3 separate regions of the Homo sapiens genome follow, and all the other regions are linked to region 2. A link is a contact called in ENCODE Hi-C data. All regions are on one chromosome and are shown on one strand. Each heading gives the region's core, a stretch centred on a gene start or an enhancer-like site at or near the end of the contact. The rest is flanking DNA. Distances are from core to core; before and after follow the strand shown. Region 1 overlaps PRPF6 (pre-mRNA processing factor 6). Region 2 has its middle 4.3 kb from the start of BHLHE23. Region 3 holds the start of TCEA2 (transcription elongation factor A2).

Region 1 (3,938 bases), core at 982-3,481, 1.0 Mb before region 2:
CTAGTTATAGCTTAATAACCTGTCATATGCTGGGTATGGCAGCTGATGCCTGTAATCTCAACACTTTGGGAGGCTGAAGTGGCAGGATTGCTTAAGGCCAGGAGTTTAAGACCAGCCTGGGCAGCATAACAAGACAAAAAATAAAAATAAAAAAAATTGGCCAAGCATGGTGGCACACGCCTGTAGTCCCAGCCACTTGGGAGGTTAAGGCGGGAGGATTGCTTGAGCCCAGGTCAAGGATGCAGTGAGCCATGACTGCACCACTGCACTCCGGCCTGAGCAACACGGCGAGACCCTGTCTCAAGAAAGAAAGAAGGAAAGAAAGAAAGAAGAAGAAAGGAAGGAAGGAAAGAAAGACAAACTGTCATAAAATATAACAGAAAATAGTAATTTCATTATTTATTTTTCTTGAGAGAAACATAACTCAGTGGGTGACTCCTTAAAAGAAGGCATTAGAGGGAACCCAAGCCCTACTTCCTAAGTTAGATCATCTTTGGAAACTTTTCTATAGCCTTAAGTCTACAGACAAAGATAAAAGACAGGGAAGACCAAGGCGGGCAGGTTGCTTGAGGTCAGGAGTTCGAGACCAACCTGGCCAACATGGTGAAACTCTGTCTCTTCTAAAAATACAAAAATTAGCTGGGTATGGTGGCGGGTGCCTGTAATCCCAGCTACTCAGGTGACTGACGTAGGAGAACTGCTTGAACCCAAGAGGTGGAGGTTGCAGTAAGCCAAGATCGTGCCACTGCACTCTAGCCCTCTAGCCTGGGTGACAGAAAGACTCCCTCTCAAAAAAAAAAAAAAAAAAAGGGTGTGGGGGAGAGGGGAAGAGTAAAAGAAGCCATGAGACTTCCTGTCCTCCTCTCGTAGGTGTATCATTTCTACTAGCAAAGAAAGAAGCCATGAGACTTCCTGTCCTCCTCTCGTAGGTGTATCATTTCTACTAGCAAAGAAAGAAGCCGTGAGACTTCCTGTCCTCCTCTCGTAGGTGTATCATTTCTACTAGCAAAGAAAGAAGCCGTGAGACTTCCTGTCCTCCTCTCGTAGGTGTATCATTTCTACTAGCAAAGAAAGAAGCCGTGAGACTTCCTGTCCTCCTCTCGTAGGTGTATCATTTCTACTAGCAAAGAAAGAAGCCGTGAGACTTCCTGTCCTCCTCTCGTAGGTGTATCATTTCTACTAGCAAAGAAAGCCGTGAGACTTCCTGTCCTCCTCTCGTAGGTGTATCATTTCTACTAGCAAAGAAAGAAGCCGTGAGACTTCCTGTCCTCCTCTCGTAGGTGTATCATTTCTACTAGCAAAGAAAGAAGCCGTGAGACTTCCTGTCCTCCTCTCGTAGGTGTATCATTTCTACTAGCAAAGAAAGAAGCCGTGAGACTTCCTGTCCTCCTCTCGTAGGTGTATCATTTCTACTAGCAAAGAAAGAAGCCGTGAGACTTCCTGTCCTCCTCTCGTAGGTGTATCATTTCTACTAGCAAAGAAAGAAGCCGTGAGACTTCCTGTCCTCCTCTCGTAGGTGTATCATTTCTACTAGCAAAGAAAGAAGCCGTGAGACTTCCTGTCCTCCTCTCGTAGGTGTATCATTTCTACTAGCAAAGAAAGAAGCCGTGAGACTTCCTGTCCTCCTCTCGTAGGTGTATCATTTCTACTAGCAAAGAAAGAAGCCGTGAGACTTCCTGTCCTCCTCTCGTAGGTGTATCATTTCTACTAGCAAAGAAAGAAGCCGTGAGACTTCCTGTCCTCCTCTCGTAGGTGTATCATTTCTACTAGCAAAGAAAGAAGCCGTGAGACTTCCTGTCCTCCTCTCGTAGGTGTATCATTTCTACTAGCAAAGAAAGAAGCCGTGAGACTTCCTGTCCTCCTCTCGTAGGTGTATCATTTCTACTAGCAAAGAAAGAAGCCGTGAGACTTCCTGTCCTCCTCTCGTAGGTGTATCATTTCTACTAGCAAAGAAAGAAGCCATGAGACTTCCTGTCCTCCTCTCGTAGGTGTATCATTTCTACTAGCAAAGAAATGCAGTCAGGTGTGCACACACTGAAAGGGCTTCTGAAGTGTTCACCCCAAGACGAACTCCAGGCCTGAATCCATCAAGAGCGACAGTGGGCATGCCCAGGTCCCTCAGGGCCCATTCACACCTGTGCCTGCTTCTGGTTTGGCACAGGACTCCCCAGTACCATCCAGCAACCCCCAGTCCTGCGTGGGACTCTCACGTGCTGCATGTGCACTGTTAAAGCAGACACCACGACACCCGCCTGCGGCCCACCTGGATCCACTGCTCACGGTTGATCTCCACACCGTTGGCCCGCAGCGAGGTGATGGCTCGGTCGATGATCTTCTCCACCATCTGCGTGTTCCCATTGGCTTCCTCCAGCTTAGCAGCCGTGATCCAGATATGTCGGTCTGTAGGAATGTTCTCCCGCGCCTTGTTCAAGACCTTGCGGGCATTTTCATAGGTCTCCAGCCTTGCCAGAGCAAGCCAGAGCTACGCGGAGAGGACACGAGAAAAAGGAGAGGACACTGTGCTGGGGGGACAGCTGCAGGCCAGACAGCGACCCACCCTCCAGCGTTGGCCACCACGTTCTTTCTTAGCTCTCGAGAACCATCTGAACATGGCCTGAGAAGTGTCCACAGCAGCACTTCTCACCTGACCAACTGTTCCTTTATGCTTCTGACTCATTTAGTGACTCTCGTGAGCATCAAAAGATTCTCAGTTGAATGTTCACAAACACAGCCTCCAGGCACACAGCACGCCAGACCTGATACCAGGGGCTGGCACAGACGAGCAGGATGAGGCTACTGCCCTCACAGGCTAAACACACAGAAGGGTGTTCAGCCTCCTGAAGTTCCCAGACCCTTGGTTCTGCAGCATTCCATCCCTAAGATGTGTACGGGCTTTATTCATTTTTATGTAAATAAAATAAGATTAATGTTGTTTGGAGAATTTCACAATACCCCTTAGGATAATTAAAGACATACTAGGTATCATAAAACCAAGACTAAAAATCACTGCACAGAATGCTGTGAACTGGAATGCTTAAAACCAAAGAAATCCCACTTAGCTTAGAGGCAAAGAGCAGTCATGCGGAGCTGACAGAAAGCAATGTTTTCTATCACGCTGCCACCTTCGGCTCCCATGACAAACTCTGGGCTGCTGAGAGGAAATGGCCCCTGAGCAACTGCCCAACAGAGAATTTTCTGCAGTGGTCAGGTATGAGCTAAGATTCTCCCTGCACGTCCATTAAGAGCACAGCTAGCTGAGGCCACTGACCACCCTGCCTAGCGGCTATGTACAGAACGGCATCCTGGGGTTCCACAGGGCCTTCTGCTCCCAGAAATTGCAGCCTGAGTGAGCTCAATGCTCCACTTGTATCATCACTTCCAGACACTGAACCTGGGCTCAGGCCTTGGCCACTTTGGGCTCTGGTGGCCCTGAGCCCGCCAGACTCACCTCCACGCTGGTGGGGCAGCACTCCACAGCTCGGCTCAGCATGATTCTAGCATCTTCAGGTTCTTCCAGCTCAACGGCTGCTTTCCACAAGCGAACCGAGTTTGGAACATGCTCGAGGGCTAGGAAAGGTCAAACGAGAAACCACGTCACAGAAAAGGAGATAAAAACAGGAGGCTCATGTGGTGAGCATGCTGCTGGTCAGGATGAGACGGACTTCCCTGGTTGACAGTCAGGGACCACACACCTGCCCTTTATGTGGCTTCCTTCAGGTCTGGGGCAGACACAAACAAGGACAAACGGAGCATCTTGTGGTAGCAGAAAGCAAGGAAGTGACTGAAGACTGCCAGGGTCATATCAACAGGACTCAGGAAACCAGTGACCACGGGAATGAACCTCAAAAACATGCTGAACAAAAGAAACCAGTCCCAAAACAGTTTATACTATATGACTCCCTTTATGTGACGTCTGAAAAGAGGCAAAACTAATCTTG
Region 2 (4,097 bases), core at 1,598-4,097:
GGAGATGAGAGAACATGAGGTTGAAGCAATACTCCAGAGTTAATAGCCAGGAAATTTCTAAAAGTAATCAAAATCATCAAGTCACAAATTCAAGAACCCCACAAACCCAAAAAGGATAAATGAAATGAATCAATTTCTAGTCCACTGTGTGAGAAGCTTGGAAACAATCAATCTTTTCACAAGAACAAAACGTGAGCAAACTGAAAGTCAATAATATTTCTTATATTCAACAGATGATGAGGTCACAGGGCAAACCACTGCCCAAAAAAGTTGTAGAGACGACAGACAGATGCAGAGAATCCCAATTCTGCAGAGCAGACACCTCCCTGGGAACCACTGCCAGGTTGGGAAAACCTAAACTGTCACTGGCAGATTGCTGGAGGCTGTGTGGCCAAGCTTGACAGTTAAAAACTCCAGGGCCCAGTCTTAGGGTGGAGGCCACACTTCTGTGAGTTTTACCTGCACAAACTCTACCAGATCCCCCAGGTAAATACCAGAGAAAAATCCCCTTGTGCTTTGGACAAGGGGAGGGGAGAAGTAGCACTTTCGAAATATGCCAGAGCATTCTGTTCTTCCTCTGCCCTCAAGAGAAACTATTTTTAACGTACCAGAGTTTAATCAGAGTCTAACCAACCTGGAGGAAGGGAAGTATCAACTCCAGCTCCCTCCAGTCTTTTATGTTGGGAAGGGAAACACACAGCCCCATTCTCTATCCCTCTTGTCTCATTTAAGAAGGAAAAACAGGATGGGCATGGTGGTTCACACCTGTAATCCCAGCACTTTGGAAGGCTGAGGCGGGTGGATCATCTGAGGTCAGGAGTTCAAGACCAGCCTGACCAACATGGAGAAACCCCGTCTCTACTAAAAATACAAAATTAGCTAGGCATGGTGGTGTGCGCCTGTAATCCCAGCTACTCAAGAGGCTGAGGCAGGAGAATCACTTGAACCCAGAAGGTGGAGGTTGCAGTGAGCCAAGATCATGCCACTGCACTCCAGCCTGGGCTACAGAGAAAGACTCCGTCTCAAAAAAAAACAAAAAAAAAACAAAAAAATGTCCAACTGAAGAAAGTGTTGAGTGAGCTTGTCATGCATTCCTACACAAAGAGTACAACCGCAATATATTCTACAATAGCAAAGCAAAATAAATAAAATCATTCCAAGTAAACTAGCTAAACAGAAAGGCTTTCCAAGAACTGGGCAGCTGTTGGAACCAAGCCAATAGAGGACTGACTGACAGCTCATCAATGGCAGAGACGTGAGCTCTAAAGCTCTCATAGCCTGGGTAATGGTCTGGAACGTAAAATCCCCACAGACTTAGGCTGGCCAGTTGACTATGCCAGGGCAACCCAGAGGTGGAGGAAAGTGGCAATTCTCCACATACCCAACCGTTTATGTGATTATGTAGACAGGCTAAAGTCTGTGCCTACTCAGTAAATAAATCACTCTCTGCATGATTCCAACTTGTGCCTAAAAGTAGAATGCCAATCCAGGTATTTATGCCCCCCATCCCTCTCATTTCTTAGGAACAGGAATCAGAGGTCACTGACTGGCTCACGGGAATAAACGGGATCAGTCTCTTGTGTTCCGTTGGCCTGTGGGGCTTTATAAGAGACAGGTTTAATTTGAGATAAGTGGACCCAGCTGTTTATTCCCAGAAGTTTAACTGTAGTTGGGGTACTAAGGAGAACTTGATAGAGTCCCCTCCACTTGGGGGGAAAGTTGATCTGCTGAGGATCCTTCCTTCCAAGTTTGCAATAGGACCCAGTCTCCCAGCTGGGTTGGAACCAGATTGTCTTCCTCAGTGGGGGAAGGGAGTCTCTGATTTCCATAGTCAAGGAGTGCGTTTTGCACTTGTCCTAAGTTGATCACATAATTCTGTAGCTTGAAAGTATCTATGTCTATTAGGAGGTCTGTAGTTAAGAAAGGCCTTCTATACATTATTTCAAAAGTGCTGAGATGCAGATTTCCCTTAGGGGCCATTCGAACCCGTAATAAGGCTACAGGTAATAAAGACCTCCAGGTTTCTGATGTCTCTTGGCATAGTTTAGCAAGAGTCCTTTTTAGAGTTTGATTAGCTCTTTCTACTTTCCCCAAAGACTGTGGCCTCCGTGCCGAGTCAAGGCGGCACTGAATTCCTAGGGCTGAAGATGTGTTTCGGGTAACTGTCGCTGTGAAAGGTGAGCCATTATCGCTCTGTAAGCTCTTAGGCAGCCCAACTCTAGGAATTATTTCCTTTAGTAGGAGTTTAGAAACCTCAATTGCCTTTTCAAACCGGGCAGTAGCGCACGCCTGTAATCCCAGCACTTTGGGAGGCCGAGGCGGGTGGATCACGAGGTCAGGAGATCGAGACCATCCTGGCTAATACGGTGAAACCCCGTCTCTAATAAAAATACAAAAAATTAGCCGGGCGTGGTAGCGGGCGCCTGTAGTCCCAGCTACTCGGGCGGCTGAGGCAGGAGAATGGCGGGAACCCGGGAGGTGGAGCTTGCAGTGAGCCGAGATCGCACCACTGCACTCCAGCCTGGGCGACAGAGCGAGACTCCGTCTCAAAAAAAAAAAAAAAAAAAGAAAAGAAAAAAAAACCACATAAAATAGTAAATGTTTGCAAGAATACGAAGAGATTGGAGCCCTTGTCCGTTGCTGTTGGAATGTACAATGGTGCAGCTGCTGTGGGAAGCAGCGTGTGGGAACCTCTGAAGACCACGTGAGAACTCCCTGAAAGAACTGAAAGCAGGGGCTGAACAGGTGCGCTCATCGCTCCCACGGGCCAAACGCTGGAAATAAACAAGATGGACGCGAACGTGCGGAGACCGCATGAGGTCATTTCCTGAGGTACTTGGAGCAGTCAAATGCAGAGGTGGGCGGCGGAGTCGTGGTTTCCAGCGGGTGGGGGAGGAGGGGAGCCGGGGTTACTGGGGACAGAGTTTCAGTTTGGGAAGATACAAACATTCTGGAGTTGGATGGGGGCGTCGGCTGCACAACACCGCGGTTGTGTACAATGCCCCTGGGCTGTGCACCTGAAAATGGTCACAACGATCAACTTCATGTGATACACATTTTGACAGAGCACATATACACACGAAAGAAAAGGTGGAGTCTTCAAATCCCAGGGCCTGGGCGTTGTCCCTAGAAGCCAAACAGTGTGGGTCCCAGGGTCGGGGCAGGGGCCTGCGGTAGGATTTCTTTCCTCCTCCCTGTTTTGATCTCTAGAAGACCCTACGTCCTGTGGAAGGGGAGCACTGAGGAGGCGCCGTCTCTGGGAGAGGCAGGGTGGGTTGTTCCAGTTACTAGCACCATTGCCCTGCAGGCAAGAAGCTGGCTGGCCCAAGACCACCCAGCGGGGGCTCCCTCCCGCTCCCCCCACCCAGCCTGACCTCCTGGTGCGCCCACTGTGCCCCACCAGACCTCCCTTCCCCAATCCCAGCAGCATGGACAGCAGTGACGCCCACAGGGTGCTCACTCGGGCCACAGCACACCCCGGTCTTTGGGCACCCCCAGGGCCAGGGCGCGGTGGGAGCCAGGGGCCGCTGCAGGGGCGGCTGCCGGCCACAGGTGCTGTCTCCTGGGAGGGCGGGGGAACCACCGGTTCAGAACAGCCCGGGACAAGTGAGTCCGCAGTTACAGACCCACTCCGCAGGGCCGTCGCTAGACCACACGTGTTGTGGACAGACCCCACTTTACAGCTGTGGAAACTGAGGCCAGAAAGGCTGAGCAGCTGGCCTGGTCAACGCCTCCGCCGCTTCGCAGCCTCCACAGCCTCTGCCCAGAGGAGGTTCGAGAAGCTGGCCAAGGTGCGGGGCTGCTTCATCGGCTGGGACCCCCGCTCAGCCCTCAACCCCCCAGGCTCACCTGCTGCTGTGCAAACTGGCAGCGTCCAACCCCAGCTCGGAGGGGCGCTCGATGGCGGAGACGGCAGGTTCCTCCAGCTCCCCTATCATGTGGGCGCCTGTGAAACAGCCCCCAGCGTCCACCTGCGCAGAATCCGGGAGGGCCTGGGAACCCGCAGTTTCGCCCCTCCCGGGCCCTCTGAGAAACACGGGTTCTGAGCCTCTGGGTGCAACTCCCAGACAGCCAGCAGGTGGCAGCGTCGCACCGAA
Region 3 (4,326 bases), core at 908-3,407, 1.1 Mb before region 2:
GCTTGTCCCACCTACCGCCCGCACAACCCCAGCAATCCGGGTGGCATAGTCTGCTCACGCTGCAGCCCCTCCTGAGCCCTCCCAGGCAGGCCCTGCCTCTTGGGCTGTACAGAGTCCAGCCTTGAGGTGATAGCCAGAGCCAAGGCCACTGTCCCCTGAAAGCCCTGCACCTGCTTACGTGGCTCTCAGTGGGCTCAGGTCCAGAGGCAAAAAAACCCCCACACCTGGCCCCCAGGTCCCCGAGGGGACCTCAGGCACTGGGACCCCCAGGAGGCTCTGCTGGCTCCCACTCCCCACTGCACAGCGCCCGCCTCCCCTCCTCATTCTCCCCTGGGGCTTCTACTCAAGCTGTTCTTCCACCAGAAACCCCCCATCAGTTCTGCCCAGCCCCACCCAGCCCTCCCCTGGCTCCATGACCCATCTTTGCTTCTCCCACCTACAGCTTTTATCGTTTGTGTTTTGTCTCCTTTAAGAAGGGGAACAACTCCATTCTCGGGTCATCTCTGGAAACAGCTATGAATGGTTCGCAGACCCCTACTTTGTGCTGACCAGTTTTCCGGGGTGTGTGTGAACGCAATGATGGGGGTGCTGCACCCAGCAGGAATGAGTGGGAGCCCACCCCTTCCCAGGGCAGACCCCAGTCCAGAACGCTGGTCACAGGAACCCAGACTCAACCCTGCTCAGCCCAAAAAGCTTCCCCCAAACCCCCACTGCAGTCACACAGCCCTGGGGTGGCTGCACAAATCACCCAAAGCCCATGACTCAGCCACCTTCACCGCCCTGGGCTGGCCTGGCAGACACACAGCTGGCCCTGCCCCAGGAGTTCACAGTCTGGGTGGGAAAGCACAGGTCACGTTTATTGAGCCAGCCAGGAGCTCCAAATGACCTGCGGCCAGACCCCTCCCCACCCCCCAGGAGGCAGGCAGCATCCTCTAAAGATGCTTCTGTGGGAGGGTGCAGAGGTTGCCAAGGTCATGACGCTGGAACTGGACCCCCACTGACCTGGCCCCTTCAAAGTCCTCACACACAGCCTCCTCCAAAGTCTCGCTGTGGCCGCAAGACAACAGAGGCCCAGGCCGCAGTGAACAGAGCCGGCCAGAGGCTCCAGCGCCCAGACACTCCCAGAGGAGGCTTGCCCGACCTCCTGGCTCTTATATAAGCACACCGGCTCTTTTCGGAGGGTGTCCACATAACTACCCACAACCCAAGTTGCTGCGGGCTAAGTCCTGGCTAAAGAAGGGAGAGAATTTATTAGAGAAACCTGGTTCTTGTGGGGTGGGGACAGACAGGGAAGAAAATGGGCCCACAGGCAAGACAGGTATCTGGCTGGCCTGTGAAGGAGGATGACAAGGGCTGGGAAGAGGCAGGGGAGGCACGGAAGCTCCAGAAGAAAAGGGGATCCAACCTCAGACTCCAAACTGTTGCCGGCGACAAATGCTATGGGAGACGGAGGGTGACAAACGCTGTAAGAGACGGAGCGTGGGAGAGGGCTGAGTTGGGGGGCGGGGCTCGGCCTGTGAGGATGCCCAGGCCGGGATGGAGGAAGGCAAGGGGCTGGCGCGGCCCGCAGAGGAGGCCCGAACACCCCGGGGGCTCCGAGAGGCGGGACAGGGCCAAGGAAGGAGTCGACGGGCCAGGCTGGGGGTCTGGAGTTAAGGGACAGGGAAGGGTGCGGAGCCTGTGACTGCGGGCGAGGGAGGGGTCTGAGTCCAGAGCGGGTGGCTCTCCCGGGACAAGGTCCAGGCCTGATCGCGGCCTCTGCCGGGGTTGCGGGAGTGAACGGCAGGGCTGGCCCGGGGCAGGGGTCTCGGCCACGGGTGGGGGTCTCCCCTGCGTCCCGGTTAGTCTCTGCCGGGGAGGGGTCTCGTCCTGCCCCTCAGGTCGTCTTCCGGCCCTAACGGGGGTCGGCGGGCTCGACGGGGTCTCGGCGGGGCGGGGTTCCCGGGGTCCTGGCGGCCCGCGCCCCTCACCGCGCTCTTCTTGGTCACCATCTTGTCCAGCCTCCGGGCGATCCGCGCAATCTCCTCTTCCTTGCCCATCATCGCCTCAGGAGCAGCGACCCCCGCGCCCGTCGCGCCCGCCTCCGCAGCCGGGCAGGACCCCGGCCCCGGCCGTCGCCACCTCCCACACCCGCCGCAGCCGACGCAGCCCCGCCGCGGACGACAGACCCCCGGTTCAAACCCTCGGCCCCGCGGCCGCGCGCGGCATCCTAGGATGCGTAGTCCACGCGCCCGCCTGCCGCGCCCGCCGCGCCCGCGCTCTGGACCACAACTCCCAGGCGCCACGCGGCGCGCACAGCCTCCTGGGAAGTGTAGTCCTGACCCACCGTCGCCAGTGACTCGTGATCCCACAATACCCCGCGAGGGAGGCGCCCCGGGCACGCCCCTCCCAGAGCTCAGACATCCCGGAGCGACCGGGCCCCAGGAGGCCCAGGAATCTGCTCCCTTCTCTCCTCCTGCTTCGGGCCTTGCTGTCCCGCGGCGTCCTTCGGTGGGTGGCTCAGGACCCAGTGCCCTCAGCCCTTCTCTTGGGCCCCGCTGAGCCCTGCGCGCGCCCCACTTGGCCTAGAAGGCCGTCCCCAGCCTCCCAGAGCCCAGTTTGGGTCATTCGGGCTTCTGAGTAGAGTTACTTCTTCAAGAGGCCCGCGCACACTGGGAGGCCTCTTGTGGGGCCCTGCAGGTGTGAGCGCGCGGTAGCTGGACGTGGCGTCTGGAAGGGGCCATTGCTGGGGTTCGCGAAGTGCGGGGGCCTCTGCCGAGGCTGCGTGGGCAAGGCCCCTGCCTGCAAAGTCAGCTACCAGGGAGCAGATTCTGGGCTCTGCACGTTGACCACTGTGTCTCAGTCTCCCCACCTGTGAAACTGGAGTTAAGTGTCCGCCTCACAGGGCTCCCGTCAAGATGATGTCAGCTGATTCACATCACATGCCTGAGAACAGAGAGGGGATGGAGCATGACAATTAGTGTTCATTGACATTGTTGTTGGAGGTCCCTAGGTAGGGCCAGACTGCAGGCAGCCAGAGAGATGGCCCAGGCCTAGGGAGGGTTGAGGACGGGGACAGGTGCAGGGCCAGCATCCCCACCACTGCCTGGCAGCTCCCCAGTAATGCAGATGCTGGGTGGTTTCCTGGAGAGGGCACAATCCTGGGGGAGGGTGTGGATCAAGGAGCCTGTAGTCATTCAAGTTCAGGCCAACGAACTATGAGGCCAGGTGGCAGGTGGAATGGGCTGAGCATTTCTTGGGCTGTCTGTGGCACTAATCACATATAACTGAGCTTCCCCGCAGCCAAAATGAAAAGGAAAATATGGTCAGTTAAGAGACTCATCTTAGCCGGGCAATAGTGGCTCATGCCTGTAATCCCAGCGCTTTGGGAGGCCCAGGCGGGTGGATCACCTGAGGTCAGGAGTTCGAGACCAGCCTGGCCAATATGGTGAAACCCCGTCTCTACAAAGAATACAAAAACTAGCCAGGTGTGGTGCCGGGCACCTGTAATCTCAGCTACTTGGGAGGCTAAGGCAGGAGAATTGCTGGAACCCGGAAGGCGGAGGTTGCAGTGAGCCAAGATAGCACCATTGCACTCCAGCCCTGGCCAACAACAGCGAGACTCCGTCTCAAAAGAAAAAAAAAGAGAGAGAGAGACTCATCTTGGTTGGGCACAGTAGCTCACCCCTGTAATCCCACCACTTTGGGAGGCTGAGGTGGGCGGATTATCTGAGGTCAGGAGTTCCAGACCAGCCTGGCCAACATGGTGAAACCCTGTCTCTGCTAGAAATACAAAAATTAGACCGGGCATGGTGGCTCATGCCTGTAATCCCAGCACTTTGGGAGGCCAAGGCAGACGGATCACGAGGTCAGGAGATCGAGACCATACTGGCTAACACGGTGAAACCCCATCTCTACTAAAAATACAAAAAATTAGCCGGGCGTGGTGGCGGACGCCTGTAGTCCCAGCTACTCCGCAGGCTGAGGCAGAAGAATGGCATGAACCCAGGAGGCGGAGCTTGCAGTGAGCGGCGATCATGCCACTGCACTCCAGCCTGGGCAACAGAGCAAGACTCCATCTCAAAAACAAACAACAACAAAAAAAAAATTAGCCGGGCGTGGTGGCACATGCCTGTAATCCCAGCTACTTGTGAGGCTGAGGCAGGAGAATCACTTGAACCCAGGAGGCGGAGGTTGCAGTGAGCCCAGATTGTGCCACTGCACTCCAGCCTGGGTGACAGAGTGAGACTGTCTCCAAAAAAAAAAAAAAAAAAAAAAAGACTCAGGCTGGGCGCGGTGGCTCATGCTTGTAATCCTAGCACTTTGGGAGGTGGACTGCCTGAGCTC

The links. A loop is a pair of places that touch in the nucleus more often than their neighbours do. Pooled maps may share reads with other maps.
Region 1: a loop to region 2 is called in a pooled map, with 32 times the contacts of the local background. The contact joins two enhancer-like sites. A Hi-C loop is called at or near these places in 2 of 37 single-sample maps with no recorded cell type and 3 of 50 pooled maps.
Region 3: a loop to region 2 is called in a pooled map, with 7 times the contacts of the local background. The contact joins the promoter of TCEA2 here to the enhancer-like site in region 2. A Hi-C loop is called at or near these places in 2 of 37 single-sample maps with no recorded cell type and 2 of 50 pooled maps.

What each region holds. Positions count from the first base shown.
Region 1 is chr20:64,009,829-64,013,766 of GRCh38, reverse strand. PRPF6 (pre-mRNA processing factor 6) reads right to left here. Exons shown (of 21, transcript NM_012469.4): 10 at 3,449-3,567; 11 at 2,264-2,482. Among named protein-coding and RNA genes, the nearest start is that of C20orf204, 24 kb to the left of the region's middle. RefSeq lists an enhancer at 1,126-2,325. Within about 2 kb of position 2,231, at least 4 of the 41 ENCODE cell types and tissues checked have a DNase peak (open chromatin) inside an H3K27ac peak, as active enhancers do.
Region 2 is chr20:63,009,226-63,013,322 of GRCh38, reverse strand. No RefSeq gene overlaps it. Among named protein-coding and RNA genes, the nearest start is that of BHLHE23, 4.3 kb to the right of the region's middle. RefSeq lists enhancers at 236-385, 2,586-2,905 and silencers at 3,226-3,305, 3,316-3,615. Within about 2 kb of position 2,847, at least 2 of the 41 ENCODE cell types and tissues checked have a DNase peak (open chromatin) inside an H3K27ac peak, as active enhancers do.
Region 3 is chr20:64,061,029-64,065,354 of GRCh38, reverse strand. TCEA2 (transcription elongation factor A2) reads right to left here and starts at 2,157. Exons shown (of 10, transcript NM_003195.6): 1 at 1,971-2,157. The coding sequence starts at 2,042. RefSeq lists a silencer at 1,897-2,256 and enhancers at 2,587-2,636, 2,647-2,776.